Regions from separate parts of the Mus musculus genome. Here region 1 is linked to region 2. Evidence: chromatin loops called from intact Hi-C (ENCODE). Cell type or tissue: gastrocnemius. All regions are shown on one strand. Links, peaks and the distances in the headings refer to the core of each region. The heading gives the core; the rest is flanking DNA.

Region 1 (8,331 bases), core at 92-8,091, 97 kb before region 2:
CCCCCAGCCCTTGGTTTGGTTTGGTTTTGATACAGTGATTCACTATGTAGTTCAGGTTAGCCTTGAACTCAAAACAGAGCATAGTCTACCTACAACTGGCAAATATCCTGCCTCTGTCTCAAGAGCCATGAGATTACAGATGTGCACCACCATGTTGGGCTTTTTATTCTATGGCATAGATGAGAAAATGAAAAGTCTGAGAATATGTCACAAAGGTATTATTTTAAATAGCAGTTAAAAACAAAATTTCTCCCATACAAGCACTGAGTAGAATGTTTTCTAGCCTTTCACTTTTAGGAATCTGGAATTTTCTACCTAGAACAAAATTTGCCTGAGTCATAAAAATGTCTAATATAAAGTTTAGTCTGAAAACAAGAAAAAAAAACCCATGTTCAATATAGCTTAATCTTCTGCAAACCAAGAATTGTTTCTCAATCTGCATCTCTGTCTCTGTTTGTCTCTCTGTCTGTCTGTCTCTCTGTCTGTCTGCCTGCCTGCCTGTCTGTCTCTTTGTCTCTCTCTGTCTCTCTCTGTCAGTGAGTGTGCTGATATGTGAGGCTGTTTGGGTGGGAAGTCTTGTTTTTTTTTTTTTTTTTTTTTTCTCCCCAGAAATCTTTCCTTGAGGGAGTTGGTAAGATAGCTCAGTTGGAAAGTGTCAACTTTAGGTCTGAGTTTGGATCTCCATCACTCACATGAAAACCTAGGCACAGTGGTGTGTATCTGTAAGTCCACTGCTGGGTTAAGGGGCCAGAGGTGGATGGAGCCCTTGGAGCTCATTGGCTGGCTATGAGCTCTAGATTAATGGGAGCCTGACTCAATAATAAAGTGAAGAGGCACTGAAGAAGATTGCCGATTTCAACCTCTGGCCTGCACACCCATGTGCACACAGGAGCTTGTGCCCTACATGCACACATACAAGCATCTACATGGACACATACATACACCACACACAGGCACACAGGCACAATTTTTTAAAGTATCTTTTAGGGCCAGGGATGTAGCTCATGGAGTTCAAGGTCATTCTCTTCTACATGGTAATTTGGAGGCCAGCCTGGGCTATGTGAGATACTCCTTTCAAAACAAAACAAAAGGAAATAAACAAAAGAAAAACCTACCTCCTCAACATGTATCTATAGATTATATACTTTTAAATATATTTTAAATTTTAATTTCTTTTTGAAAGGTCTACCATATTTTATTATGTGTATGCATGTGCATCTTTGTGTAGCTGTGTATGTGTGAGTAGCTGGTTTCTGTACAGTCTAGAAGACATTTCAGATGTCCCAGGGTTGGAGTTACTAGTGTCTGTGAGCTGCCTAATATGGGTGCTGAGAGCCAGACTTGGGTTCTTGGCAAGGGTAATGTGCGCTCTAGCCACTGAGCCACCTCTCCTGCCCAGACTCAATATACATCCAGTGGAAATTTTACTACCTTCTTTGTAGTTGTTTGAGAGGCGGTCAAACTGACAAGCTAACACTGAAATATATGTAGAAATGCAAGAGACCTAAAATATACAGGATGGATCTTGAAGACAAACAGCAAAGCTAGCAGATTATACTCTCAGGATAAAAGGATTAATACAAGATGAAGTCAGTGTGGTATTGGCACAGGAACAGACAACTTGGTAGGGAAGAGTTTAGAGTCTAGATACTGTAGATGCAGTATCACACATACACAATGGAGGAAAGCTAGATTATCATTTGTGGCACAGGGTATCAAACCTAGGGCTTACATATGCTAAACAAGTACTCTATGCTAAGCTACATCCCTAGCCCTTAACCCACCCTGAGAGTCTTCTAAATCAATAATTCTGTCTGGGAGATGTTGTATTCCTCCCTTCCTCCCTCCTTCTCTTTCTTCCTCCCTTTCTTCCTCCCTCCCTCCCTCTCTTCCTCCCTCTTTCCCTCCTCTCCCTCCTTCTCCTCCTCCCTCCCTTCCTGCCTCCCTCCTCCTCTTTCTCCCTCTCTTTCTCCTTTCCTTCCTCCTTTTCTTTTTCCCTTCCTTCCTTCCTTCCTTCCTTCCTTCCTTCCTTCCTTCCTTCCTTCTGTCGTTTGAGAGAGGTTCTCACTCTGTAGCTCAGTCAGTCCTCAAACTCACAGTGCTTCACCTGCCTGGCCTTCCAAGTGCTAGGATTACAAGCATAAGCCACCACTCCAGGCTTCAATCAATAATACTCCTACATTGCTGGGCAGTGGTGGAGCACACTTTTAATCCTAGCACTTGGGAGGCAGAGGCAGGTAGATTTCTGAGTCCCAGGACAGCCTGGTCTACAGAGTGAGTTCCAGGACAGCCAGGGCTACACAGAGAAACCCTGTCTCCAAAAAACCAACCCCCCCTCAAAATACTCTTATATTATCTAATCTTATGAAAAGAGCTTTGATCTCTACTTTATAGCCTACAAAAATTACCTTGGAGTGGATTAGAGTCTTATGTAACAAAAAGTACAGCCTGTGAATAATAAATCAGGGGACATTTCCATAACTGTAGGGCCACCGAAGACTCCTAAACAGTGAAAAAACACTAACTATGAAAGAAAAGACTGAGAACAGAAACTTAATAGAAAAAATATGAACTTTTTATCCTATTTATTTATTTATTTTGGCTTTTGGAGACAGAGTCTCTCTAAATAGCCTTGGCTGTCCTGGAATTCACTATGAAGACCAGACTGGCCTCAAATTCACAGAGATCCACCTGCCTCTGCTTTCCAAGTCCCAGGATTAAAGGCATGGGCCACCATGCCAGTCTTTTCTTTATTTTTTTTAATTAAAATATAATTCTATTGTTTCCCCTTCCCTCTCCTTCCTCCAAGCCCTTGTATGTACCTTATCTGGTTCTTTCTTAAGTTCATGACCTCTTTTGTCTAATTGTTATATATAATAATAGAAATTATATTATAAAACAAATATGCAACCTGCTAAATTTTATAATTTATAATTCATCAATTTATAATGTTACTTGTATGTATATGAGTTCAGGTCTGGCCACTTGGTATTGGATAACTACAAGGGAATTCTTCCCTAAGGAAGATGTGAGTGTGTGTGTGTCTACCCACATATATATGCATATATACATACATCCAACAATTCAATTCCTAAAAAACCAATGAGAAGAGGTAAATAACCCTGTTTAAACATAGGAACAGGGATTTCATAGAAGATTCTAAATATTCATCAAGTATCTAAGAAGGTACGGAAGACACATTAGGGAAGGTACTGAAAACCACAACTCAGTGTTAAAAGACAGGTACTAAGCCGGGCGTGGTGGCACACGCCTTTAATCCCAGCACTCGGGAGGCAGAGGCATGTGGATTTCTGAGTTCGAGGCCAGCCTGGTCTACAAAGTGAGTTCCAGGACAGCCAGAGCTACACAGAGAAACCCTGTCTCGAAAAACCAAAAAAAAAAAAAAAAAAAAAGACAGGTACTAAATATCAAGTGTTGGTGAAGAGACGGATCACTAGAACTCTGCACATTGATAGTGAGAATGTGAAATCATATGGCTACTTCAGAATATTAGTACAATTCTGAAAACTAGCTTTGAGCCCATCCTGTGACTTAGCTGTCCTAGCCATAGAATATATTCAAGAGAAATGAGTGCATGGGACCACTAAAAGACACACTAAAAGGTTCACTTTCAATTTTACTTGTAATAACAGCCAAAATGAAAACTAGCTAAGTGTCACACAGTGAGCCCATAACAAAACCACAGCAAGTTCATATGGTAGACTTCCACACAGTAAAACCAGACCCTACCTACTACATGTGACAGCACAGACGAATGTCACACAAGTGTAAAAATGATGAGTGGCCCAGTTTCATTTGTATGAAATTTAAAAACAGGTCAAACTACGCCAGACACCTTGGTGCACACCTGCAATCTCAGTACTTGGAAGGCAGAGGCAAAGGGAGCAAGAGTTCAAGGTTACCCTCAGCTACATAGTGAGTTTATGGTTAGAATCACCCACAGGAGACCCCATTTCAAAGCACCAAAAACTATCCAACAATCCTGAAATGAAACAAAAACCAGAAACCTAATGAAAAGTGTTCACAGTCAGACATGGGTTTACTTCTGGGCACATTGTGTAGGAAGGGGCAGGGGAGAACTTGGTATAAAGCTGGAAGTCTTTATGAGTGGTGATTAAGCAAGCAATACTTACATGCTTACATAGAAGCTCTTATGAATAGTGTGCTTGGCTATATGTACAATGCCTCAATAAACAGTATTACAGGGCATTTCAGTTTTCTTCTTTTTGCTATGTTTTCAATATTTGACCATTCCCCTTGGTGTAGTTTTTTTTTTTTTTAATCTAAAATGAAGGCAGTATCAATTGTAATGAGAGGAATGAAACAATATGAAACAATAGCTGTGTGTGTGTGTGTGTGTGTGTGTGTGTGTGTGTGTGTGTGTGTTTAACTAGAGCTAAATCTCAGGTACCTATCTCCATTTATTGCCCTGATCTCTGAACTCAGCTAAAAATAGTTCAGAGTCCTGCCAGCTGGAAGCTGAGCCATGTTTAGCAGAAACTGACCTGGAGCAGAGTGGGGTAGAGCTGAGCACATGCTTTCTGGCTGGTAGGGGTGATTCTCAGCAGCGCCCTTTAAGCCATGCTGGCCCAGCCAACAAGAACCCCTGCTGTTCTAGTCTAGCCAGTATCAGAGCGTAGGAGCTCAGTTACTGGGAGATGGCGGTGAGGGAGGGACAGGAGTCCACTGGAAAGCAGACCAGACATAAAGGATCTCGGAGTAGCTAAACCCCGGCTATTCCCCAAGTGTACCAACCATACTTTCCTTTTCTCCTCCCCTGGTGAGACCAGCTGGTTTTTGTTGTTATTGTTGTTTTTGTAAAAATAGATCAACTTTTTCAACTTTTCAGCAAGTTGGGTTTTTTATTTGTTTGTTTTATTTTTATGTATGCGCAAGTATATGTGTTTGGGTACATGTATAAAGGCCAAAGAACAGGTCTCAACCATTTTCTATTTTAATTTTTTTTAACTATTTTATCTGTTTGTCTGTCTATCTGGCGATCTATCTATCTATCTATCTATCTATCTATTTATCTATCTATTGTGTGTGTGTCTGTGGGGTGTGTGTGTGTGTGTGAGTGGCATGGTACATGGTATGGAGGTCAGAGGATAACTTTAAGAGTTTTTTTTTTCCCTCCTGAATTTTAATTCAGGTCTTTACATTCAGAAAGGGCAAGTAGCTTTTCTTAGCCTCTGAGCCATCTTACAAACCCCTATTTTCCTTCCTCCCTCCCTCCCTTCCTCCCTTCCTTCCTTCCTTCCTTGACAGGGTCTTTCACCAGCCTGTAGTTCTCCGAGTAAGTTACTCTATCCAGGAATGGAGCTCCAGTGATCTACTTACCTCCGTTTTCCCACTGCCTGCATTACATTTGCACGCCCAGACAGCTTGTGCGCATGGATCCTAGGGACTGAGTTCTAGGGGTTGAAGGGATTGAACCCAAGTCCTTGAGCCATCTCCCCAACCCCCACTACTATCTTAGTTTTAAATCTTACGCTGACATTTGGAGAAAACAGGTGCAGAAACAGTTGCATTGCAGGGACAAAAGGTTCGCCGGATGGTTTTGCTGCCGACTCAGCCTAGTCTAGTAATTTGCTCCACTTATCTTCTTCCCTCTTTGGTTAGAGTAATTATGCCTGTCACATCGATGCTTTGAGGCCTAATGATTGTTCATAAACTGCTTTGAAGTGTCCCGATGAAAAGGCAGTGGAAGGGTTCCACTGTCAGTTCTCCCTTCAAAGTCCAGCGAGTCCCTTCCAGCTGTGCTAGCACAGTACCTCCCTGCCTCCTCCTGATTGCTACTCCTCAGCCAAAGACATAATTTTAATTCTTGCTCATTTTTTTTAAGGATAGTGTGAATGTAACGTGGTGTGTAATTAAAACATTTAGAGGGATGATTCTAAATAACTTGGTACGTTGTTGAAGTCAATAAGGAACTCCCAGCTTGGGGTTGGGGAGACAGCTTGGTAAATGCAGTGCTGGCTTTTCAAGCATGAGGACTTGAATTCTGTCCTCAGAACCCACAGAAAGGACCTAAGCACGATGGCCTGTGCTGCTATTGTAATCCCACTGGGACAGAAGTATCCCCGGGCCTTGATGGCTGGTTAGCCTTAGTTATCTGATGAGTTCCAGGCCAGTGAGAAACTTGTTTCCAAAAACAAGGCAGGACAGGTACAGTGGTGCATGCCTATATAAAGTCCCAGCACTTAGGAAGCAGAAGCAGGCAGCTCTCCATGAGTTCAAGGCTAGTCCAGCCTACATAGCAAGATCTAGACCAGGGAAAGCTATATAGTGAGATCCCATAAAACAAAAACAAAAACAGAAACAAAACAAAACAACAACAACAAAAACCAAATACCAACAAGGTTATTGGAATCTGAAGAACAACACTTGAGGTTGACTTTTGATTTCCACAGGTATACACACACACACACACACACACACAGACACACACACACAGACATACACATACACACACAGAACTTTCAGCTCAGAAATAGGCTGCATCTTATCTTCTAACACAGGGCAAAAATATGTCAGACTTTGAGGTCAAAGTTGAGAGAATTTTAAGTCAAACTCTGTGGCTGCTACTAGAAGCATGGTTGAAAATGGCTTAGGGTTCATATGCCCTCTTTTCAGCCTTAAGGATCATAGCGCTGACATATTAATAAAAAGCAGTTTGGGAGATGGTACTAAGAGTCTGCCAGGAGTGTGACCTCTTGATGCTGTAACTAATGAACTTGGCTGTGTTTGATTTTGAGAAGCTCAAATCTGAGAGAACAGAATTGTGGTCGCTGAGTAAGGACATGAAAAATGACAGCAAAGGAGGTAATAGCAACAGCCGTGAGCATGTGCTATCCTGATAGCTTATATATATATATCAGTTATCCCGGAATAATCCTCAAAGATAGAACCCATTGTGTTTCTTTTTACAGACAAACTGAGGTTTAAAGAAGTTTAGCAACTGCTTCAAGGCTGTACAGCTTGGCAATTTATCATGGTTTTCTGGCCTTGGCCTTCCCTGTCCAGCTGAATAGAATGTCATTTGCCCAACTGGAACCATATTCCCATGTCATGTGATTGGCTCCTCTCTCTTGGACTTGGCCATTGCCTTCTCGAATTAGAGCACCTGTGACCATTTGCTTGAGATCCTCATGAGATACAACCTGTTAATATTTCCTCATGGAGGGACTGGGTGCAGTGGGGTCTTACAAGGCTATGGGTTCAACAAGGCTTTGCAGTCTTCATGTGTTCCTCACAAGGGTCCGTCTCTCCTGAGGTTGTGTAGGTAGAAGCTGACGGCAGGTTGAGCCATTCAGTAGCTTCCTTTGTAGAGGTTTCTTCAGTGCTGTAACTGATTGCAAGTTGCTGAAGACGCTTCCTGCCTTGGAGTTACCTTTAAGTTATCTGTGTGCTTATTAAGTAACCCCGATAAACTCCAGAGTTTTTGATTTGGATGGAACCTTGTCTTTGGCCTATTTGAGGGTGAATAAATGGTTCTTTCCATCTCCCCGGGACATGTCTGCCAATGGTTTCTATGATGATCAAAGGATGCATCAGCCTTCTATTGCTTAATGAAAATGCTCTATAACACCAACTTTGTTCAGCTTGATGATGATGATGATTGATGATATCCCTACTGAAATTTCCCCTCTCCTCTCCTCCCTGTCCCTCCCTGCTACCTCTCCTCTGCTCCCCTCCCCTCCCCTCCCCTCCCCTCCCCCATCCTTCTTTATTTCTCTTCAGAAAAGGGCAGACCTCCCATGGATATCAACCAAACATACAGAGTTGCACTAAAAGTAGATACCTCCCTTTGTATTAAGGCTGGACAAGGCACCCAGTATAAGGAAAAGGGTCCCAAAGCCAACAAAAGAGTAAGAGCCTGCTCCCACTGTTAGGAGTTCCACACAAAGACCAAGCTACACATCTGTATCATATATGCAGAGGCCTAGGTCAGTCCAATGCAGGCTCCTTGATTGGTGGCTCAGTCTCCTATAAGCTCAGGTTGATTCTGTGTTTTTTCTTGTGGTGTCCTTGACCCCTCTGGCTCCTACAATCTTTCCTCCCACTCTTCCGCAGGATTCCTCAAGCTCTGCCTAATGTTTGGCTGTGGTATCTGCATCTGTTTCTATCAGCTGCTGGATGAAACCTCTCTGATGACCATTGGGCTAGGCACCAATCTAAGAGTATAGCAGAATATCTAAAATTTCAACTTCTTGATGGAAAATTGCTTCCTTTTTTTCTCCTTTACACCCCTACCCCTAGCTTCCCCCCATCTCCCACCCTTTTTTTTTTTTTTTGGAGACAGGTTCT
Region 2 (8,331 bases), core at 156-8,155:
GTGTGCCTGCCCACACAGGGACTCATCCTGCTTGTATGAACCACTGTATCTTACCTCCCTACGCTGACCAATAGGAAGAGAGTCAAGGGGTCCCTGGCTGGAGCTCTCCATTCCCAGGCTCTATTAGTTTTATCCTAAGAGGCTAAGTCTAAGTCATTAGTGATGTCGAATTGGCCATGGGCCTAGCTGCCTTCACTGCATGTAGTCAGTGAGACCTAGCTCACACGAGGACGACTATCTCCTCAGTTCTTCAAAAATGCCTAAGAATTTAGGACTACAGGGATAGAGAGTCCATGTGTTTTGGACTCAAGTACCCAAACATAGAATATAAAAAGATTAAACAAAATATACCCATAGTAAGGACTTCACACAATTCACCTGAGATACAGAGGCAAAAGGGGAAGACAGGAGGAGCACAGATAGCTTGTCTCACTTGCTCTTGGAAGGTTGCTGAGGTGAAGAGGGTGTGGGGGAGGGGGAGGAGGGAGGGCTTCTAAGAGGAAGATGACTTGCCCCATTAAAAGGAGTTAGCTTGCAACCAGGCTTTGGGTGGGCTTGTCCCAAGGCCAACAATGGTAACATTGATATGCAGGCGTGTTAGGGGGGTAGGCAGAGGGTGGAGGAAGAAACTATTAGTAGAACCAGGGTTTCTGTTCATGGAGAGAGGAGAGGGGAAGGCAGTGGGAGCCAGGTACAGTGAGCCTTCTCCTCAGAAAGGTTAGAGGTTAGCAGTGCCCTGCTGTGTATCATCTGCTCTGAAGGCTGGGTTTCTCCCAACTGCCCCTTTGAGATCTCTGTACCATCTTTCCCCAGGTAAATAGTGTGAGGAATAGGATCTCCTTTTAGGGAGCCGCTTGCTCTCAGCCGAGCCTTGTTGAACACACAAGTTCCGAGTCCTCGCTCAGGGAACACGGCGTGGGCTCCCATCAGGAGCACCCGGGAGGAAGAGAGTATCCAGACTCACCTGGAGGTTCCAGTTTAGTTTCTTCAGCTCCTGCATCGCTGTGAGGTTTTGGGAGTGTCTTAAGCAACTGCAGTTTTTCCTACAAGACAAGAAATCTAGTCTTGAGGCTGCCTTGGCCCAATCACACCCTCCTAACAGAAGTTTTTGTCCACATGGTGCAGTCTGTGCCACTAAATGGAGGTGGGCGGGGCTTGACACACAAGTATGCCTAAAACACTTGGGTCTAAGTCAAAAAGCCTTAACTCAGGAATGTGGTTGAAAAGGTATGCAGTGGTAAGTGCAGACTGGAGGCTTGGTCCCTAGCTTTGGCACTATGGGGCAGTGGCAGAGCCTTTAGTGGGTGAAGACTAACTGGAGGAAGTAGTCACAGGAGTCACACCCATTGTTTTCCCACCAGCTTTGCTTTCTAACCTCCATGAAGTGACCAGCTGCGTTCCCCCACATTTTCCCACCCAAAACTGTCTTGTCAAAGGGCCAAGAGACCACGGACTGAAAAGTGAAGCCTAGAACCAAAATTCCCCTATTCTCATAGACTGACACAAGATACTTATTTCCGGTTGGAAGGGTTAGCCCCTGAAGCAAGGTCTCTTTCCTCTTGTGTAGACCCTCTTTCTCTGTGGTGATTATTTCCTAACTCTGAGGGAAGGCCTGGGTGGAGTTCTGGCAAGACTTCTGTGGTGGCTCTGCCTCTGGACTCCTCCCCAGTTCTGAAGCTTCTCACTGCCACGCACTGGGGAGTTTCCTTAGGGTCCAGAGTGTGAAGACAACTGAACAGCCTGAGACACCCTTGACAAGGTGAACTGTGTGATACCAGCATCTGAGGAATTGGAGGGACTTTCCTTGCTAACCATGGCCATTCCACCTGGGGACTTGATTCCTTAGCCACCTTTACAAGACATCTATTTGTCTTCAGATAGGACTTCTTAGTCACAGCTGCCAAACTTCTGTCCGTCCCACAGTAATTCCTGACCGTTAGAACCTCCGACCCCTGCTTTTGAGGATGGGGTAAAAGCTGTCTTTCTAGCTTGTACTAGCCCCATACATGAACTTCCTGATGATGTCACTCTTGGGGAGGGTTTATTCCTATTTTTATAAGCAAATATCCAGAGGTCCAGAGACACTGTTGGTTTCCTCAGAAGCAGAGCCAGAATTTTAGGGAAACTAAAGGCGTCCTTGAGGTTTATTGTCCTCTGCAAAGAGTAGACTTGCCAGTGAGGACTTTGGAATCAGAAGTGCCGGGGAGTCTTCTAGGTCCCTTGGTGTGTCTCATTTTATAGAAAAGGAAGCTACCATCCAGGGAAGGGAGTAGGTAGGCATGTGATTCTCCAAGCACATCCAAGTGTTTTCTAAGTCCCTGGCTTCTAGCCCTGCCCACACTGTGTCCCTCCTAATATGCCTATGAAACCCTGCCCAGCCCAGGCAGCCTTGCCCCGCACACTTACTGAACTGCCAGTGGCATGGCACATTTCCCACCTTGGACGTGGTGCAGGCCAGCCAGCTCCATGACTTCCACCACATTGATGAAAACTCTGGGAAGCTGCAGGAGGCAGAGGGGTGGGGTCCATGAGTTTGAGGACAGTTGTCAATCTAACCTCATCCTCCCCATCATTACCACAGAAGAAATGGATGCCCAGGGAGGAGCCTGGATGATTACATCGACACTTCCTAGTGTCTCTCTTAGTTAGGCAGAAAAGCTGAGACCCAGAGAAGTCACAGGGCTAATAAAAACCACAGTGGTTGTCTTCAAACCCAGGCCAGCTGGCTCCAGTGGAAGCTCTCTGCTATGCCACTGGCTAGCTTCCGAGCCAGTCAGAAGCTGTTTTGTGGAGAATCAAATACAACTTGCCTAGAAGCACCCACAGTGGGGGCCCTCCACACATGTCAATAGTGGGAAAGCAGGGTGGCTTGCAGGACCAGGGAGCAGACTGCTTCCTACCCATTCCTACCTCCTCATAGAGGATGTCCAAGGCTTGCTGGATGTACTTGACATACTCTTTAGTTGAGTTGTCCTCCTGTATAGGGAAAAAGGAGGCTCTCTTTGGCTTTCTACTCCGAGAGGAAGAATTAGAGGATGAACTGGGTGACTGCTGTCCCTAAGAGCCCACCTTCTTGCATTCCTCAGACTTGGCCTGAGGGACCTGATGGTGTCCTTTTTCATTAATACATGTCCCCAGGATCAGGGACAACACTGTTTACATGAGGGGCAGGTGTGCTGGGACTCAGAGAGGCATTTCCCTACACTATGTATCCACTGGCAGCTCTGGGTTTCTTCTGGTTTCCAATGACCCCTACAATCCAGGACCCAGCCATAGCGAAAGCTCCAGGGGTTAGGTCCTTCGTGCAGCCCAGACTCCCAGTTATGGACAGGACTGAGGGAAGATTCTAGAAGAGCTGAGCCTGCATGGGGAAAATAATCATGCCAGGCTCTTGATAGTTACTCTCTGAGATCCACAAGGAGCTATGAGCTTGCCTGCCACCCCCAACAGAGTCAAACATTCCACCACCTCTTCAGAGCCCTGGCAGCTGCCTTTTCCTGGCAAAATAAAATGCAGGATGTCCCCAGCTTAGAACAAGATGTATTCTAAAAGGTACAGGTTTCAAACGCTTGTAAGTCTGGACATGTTTCCCCATAGAGACACATCAGGAATGGGGTCAACTCCCAGGCCAGCTGGCTGGGGTTGGTTGCTTAGATTATCATGGCCCTGAAGGGCAGCAAGGACAATCAGTTTGGTTCTATTTTCCCAACTCCATTTACCTCCCCCTCCAAGAGAGGGCAGACTCCAAGCAGACACAAGACAGAGTCACTGGCCATCTACTGGAAAGTGCCATCTCTCTGTCCCAAAGAAGCCACCACCTCAGTGTCTGAAGACTGGGTCCTTCTAGACCTTTCTTCTGAGTTGGGGAACCACTTAGGAAAGCTAAGTCTCAACTGTGTAAACCAGAGGTTGCCTGGGTAGAATCAAGTGCCTGGAGCCCAGCCTAGTATGACATTCAAAAGGGAAGGAGATGAGTCAGAGCCCAAGGTGAGGAGGATGGGGGCAGCAACTTAATTCCCAGGCTCTCAGTGAGGCTTGCCAGGGGCTTACCGGATTCTCACAGTAAAGACACAGGTCGTTGTTTCCAATGAGGAGTGTAATCAGCTTCCAGTCTTCCTGTAGGTTGATTGTCTGAGAAGACAAATCCTGAGTTTAAGATCTGGGGACAACTGCTGGTAACACTAACCGTGCTACCCAGTCAGCTTCTCAGATACTGTCATCTTTTCTGTATCACACAAAGTATGAGGTAGGGTCTCCTCCATGCTTCTCTGAGGTGATGGGCACGCCCCTGTAAGAAGTGCGTACGTGTGTTTATGTGTGTGTGTGTGGGGGGGGATTCTGCTCACACAAAGGAGACAGACTACACTCTCTATCCCCCTCCCCCTTGAAATCCTCTTAATAGGCTAAAGTGGGTGTGTCCCACAGGAAAGGCCTCATGGGCTCTCATGTTCCTCAAATGTACTCTGAGATGTTCAAAGGAGTCTGTGTCAAAAGATGGAACTTGAGGGTCAGGGCTTCTAGGGCCTGGGTTTATAGAGGGAGAACCCAGTGGGGTCAGCATGGTGGGGTAGGTCCAGGGAGGCCCTGGAGTTGTGGCTTCCTATTCACTGTCCACTATAAACTGAGTCCCTCCAGCTGGAGTCCACAGCACAAGAACAGAGCGTTAGGAAAAAGTGCAAGTGAGATTCTGAGGGGTTGGGGAGGGAGAAAGGGGAAGGCCTGGAATGGGCAGCCTATTTTTAGAACTTAGTGTTTATATAAGAAGGCGCTGGGAAGGCAGCTCTGGGGTAAAGGCCCCAGGCCTGTGATCTTGGCCAACTCCTCATTCCACCTTGCCTACCTGCAGCCTACCCTGGGGCAGGGTGCCTGCAGGCAGCGCCCATGAACTCCCTTGAAGACCACCTGAAGGCAAGCTGTGGGGGCACTGGAGGGGTTCAACAGGCCTGTAACCTCCCAGCTAAAGAGAAGAACAGCTTTTAGAGGGTCTGCACTCACAGGTGTGCTTTTCATCTTCTTCACCAGGGTCTTAGCCTGGGCCGGCATGTCCCTAGAGAGAGGGACAAAAGTCACTTTCAGACTTGCTTGGGATGGAGAACCTAAGCTGGACTCCAACAGTACTAACTCCATGAAACTCATTCTGAGTCAATCTTAGGATTATGCTTGGGCTTTTTCTCACCAGGGAGCTGCCAGGGACCTGGGGGCTACACCTATCCAGACCCTGATGCCCCTGGGGCAGGATCTGAGTCTTACTGACTTTGTATCTATGATTTGAACATTCTCACCAGAGATTTTTTTTTCCTCCCTCTTTTACCAAATCTTTTCACTACAAGCCAAGCCTCTTTAATTCTTACTCGGGTGCCTGTTTTAAAAATAATCTGTTTTATTTTTGAAAAGAGTCACATTCCTAAATTATCCCCCAGCTTTCTCCTTCCCAGGCATGGCGAGCCCTTCACCTCCGTCTGAGCCCCAGTGCCCAACCCTCGGATCCCTTTGTTCTTCTCAGTCATGACTTGGATTTTGACACTCGGTAATGAGACTGGTGGTAGAATAGCACACAGCAATGAAAAGGAATTAAACGTGGTTATCTGCAGCATTGATGGACCTAGGAGAGCTGTGGGCGACAGGCCTGTTTACAGCATGATGGCAGTGATAGCCTCATGGGTACACAGGTGTCAAAGACTCATCAAACTGTATACTTCTGAATATCCATGGTTCATTGTGGGTCAATATAGCTCAATGAGGCGAATTCCTTAAAAAGACATATGGACTGAGCTAGGTGTGGTGGAGCACACCTGCAATCCCAGGCCTAGGGATACAGAGGCAGGAGAATTGGGAGTTGAGGGCCAGCCTTGGCTACATAGTGAATTAGAGGTCAGCCTGGGCTACCTGAGACCCTGTCACAAAACAACAAAATTGAGAAATCAGGTGAGCAAAAGACACATGGCCAACATGAGATGCCAACGCAAGATGGTTACAGTCTGTGTAATGCATGGTGCTGCCCCCATCCCTTACGTGGAGAACGTATGCACCCAGGATTGTATTGATAGGTACATATAGGTTGTAAAGTAAAGGCACAGATATGCTGCAACTTTTAATAGGCCCAAGTCAGGCTCAAGGGCATTCATAGTGATGAGCCCTTAGGTTCCCTGGGGAGGTGCGGTACCTTTTGCATCCCCTTCACTTTACCATCCCCCCAGCAAGCTTCTTCCTAGCCCCCAGGCCCTCCCTCACCACACTCTTCATTCCTGTGTCCTTATCTGCAGCTCTTCTGTCTCATCTCCCCATCCCCTCCAGGGCTCAGGGCCTCTCCTTGTAGCTGTTTCCACAGCTCTGTGAGTCCACATAGGTCCCAGGCCTGAGACAGGTCCTGATATTCTCCTGCCTTCCTACGCACTCTATGGGCCAGTATCAAGTGAGCCGAGTCTGTGGTGTTGTCTAGTCCCTTGATGGACTCATTCCTCAGGGCACAGGGTTTACACCATTTCAGGCTATGCTCTCTCTCACTAACTCAGAATGAATGCAGTTTTGCTTGTTGTTTAACAAAAGGGAAGTTAGCTGTTGAATAAAACTGTGAAACTAAATAGCCCAAATAACAGCAAATTTTTGTATGCATGTGGAGTACTTAGTCCTAAATTCTTTCTAAAGTTTATCTCCTTTAATCCTATGACGGCTCTGAGGGACAGGTACTATGATTAACCTCATTATAGAGGAGAAATCCAAGACTCAGAGATGCTAAGAAACTTGGTCAAGATCACATAGTCTTACAGGTTTGAGGAAAGATTTGAACACAGAAGATCTGACCTCTGTGTACCTGCCTCATGTGTACATGACTGCTGGGGATTCAAACTTGGAGCCTTGGATTCCCCCCCCCCCCCCGTGAACTCATACTTATCCACGCTGATAAATGACAGAGTAGACATAAGAGAACGATTCCCAAACTTTACTCAAACTTTGCTTCCCCCAACACTGGACACTTTGTGTCAATGATGTCTCCTACTACTGCCTCTGCTCAGGCAGAGGTGCAGGGCAGGGTGGGAAGGGGAGGGGAGGGGAGGGGAGGGGAGGGGAGGGGAGGGGAGGGGAAGGGAGGCGGGAGACTGAAGAGAGACAGCTCAGTGGGTAAAGTGCTCGCTATGCAAGCGTGAGGACCTGCGTTGGAATCCGCAGTGCCCATGTAAAAGCCAGGCACAGCAGTGTACCCCTGTACTCTCCTTGGGGTAGAGACGGTGCACCCTTGAAATTCACTAGCCAGCTAACTAGCCATATTGGTGAGCTCCAGGCTCAGAGGGAGACTGGGTCTCAAAATACAAAGTGAGGAGGGCAGCGAGTTGGTTCAGTGAGGGAAAGTGCTTGCTACACACAAGCCTGAAAACCCAGAGTCTGAGTCCTGGAAGTCCATGATGGAAGGAGAGAACTGGCTTCTCAAAGATGACCACGCACCTCCCACGTGTATACACACCACACACAAATAATAACATCAGAGGGCTGGAGAGAAAACTCAGCAGTTAAAAATGTTTGCTTGCAAAGGACAAGCATTCAGTTTTCATGCCAAGCAGCTTATAGCCGTCTGTGTCTCTAGCTCTAGGGACCCCCAACCCTCTCTTCTGGCCTCTGCAGGCACAGGAGGGCACACAGGCACACACACATGCACACAAAAGAAATCTTTGAAAATTTAATGCTGGTGAGTTATTGATTGGAATATGACATTGTCCTCTGGCCTCAACTTGTAGGAGCACAAGGAGTACATGTATACATGTACCTGAATGCACATACCCACATGCCCCCTCCCAAAGAGAGAGGAGGAAGGGAAGAGAAGAGGAGAAGAAGGAGGAGGAGGAGGAGCACTGACAGAGCCTGGTGATCAAAGCCTGGGCTCCATGCATATGACAGTAACTATGTGGAGGAGGAGTGGGAGCACTGACAGGCTGAGGAACCAGGCCCTGGTGAACAAAGCCTGGGTTCTATGATCATGACAGTTACTAGGAGGGGGAGGAGGAGGAGGAGGAGGAGGAGGAGGACTGACAGACTGAGGAGCCAGCCCTAAAGCCTGGGCTCCATGCTCAGGACAGTAATCCTAACAGTCACTAGGTGCTAGAACGCCCACAGGGCCCAGTGTTTTGTAGACAAAGTAGTCCTTCCTCATGTGACACTGAGGAGCTATCACGGCTTCTGCAGCATGGAGATTCACACTGAGCCCTGGGTCCTGGTTAGGCTTCCAAAAGGAATGTTCTCTGTAAGCAGAGTGAGTCAAGCCTGTGCCGTCTCCCTGGTGACAAGAACACAGCAGCGATCCTTCTGCAAAGCAAATACCCAGCACGCTCTATGCTCTGT

Evidence for each region. A loop is a pair of places that touch in the nucleus more often than their neighbours do. Peaks named below come from ENCODE experiments on the same cell type or tissue, not always from the same donor. Only the 100,000 strongest peaks of a DNase experiment are listed, where the experiment ranks them.
Region 1: it touches region 2 in a loop (2.4-fold over the local background); 3 of 42 quality-filtered maps call a loop at or near these places.

Annotation. Positions count from the first base shown.
Region 1 is chr5:32,442,825-32,451,155 of GRCm38, reverse strand. No RefSeq gene overlaps it. Among named protein-coding and RNA genes, the nearest start is that of Ppp1cb, 12 kb to the left of the region's middle. In gastrocnemius, for the core only: no CTCF peak of the experiment used is centred there; a DNase peak (open chromatin) is centred at 4,594; H3K4me3 peaks cover 377 bases; H3K27ac peaks cover 2,168 bases.
Region 2 is chr5:32,346,338-32,354,668 of GRCm38, reverse strand. It overlaps Plb1 (phospholipase B1), which reads right to left. Exons shown (of 59, transcript NM_001081407.1): 51 at 4,996-5,047; 52 at 4,051-4,131; 53 at 2,911-2,976; 54 at 2,407-2,501; 55 at 965-1,043. The region is part of intron 1 of Gm36840 (a long non-coding RNA gene); the gene reads left to right. Among named protein-coding and RNA genes, the nearest start is that of Gm36840, 4.3 kb to the left of the region's middle. In gastrocnemius, for the core only: a CTCF peak has its summit at 3,746; DNase peaks (open chromatin) are centred at 2,416 and 2,760; H3K4me3 peaks cover 885 bases; H3K27ac peaks cover 5,644 bases.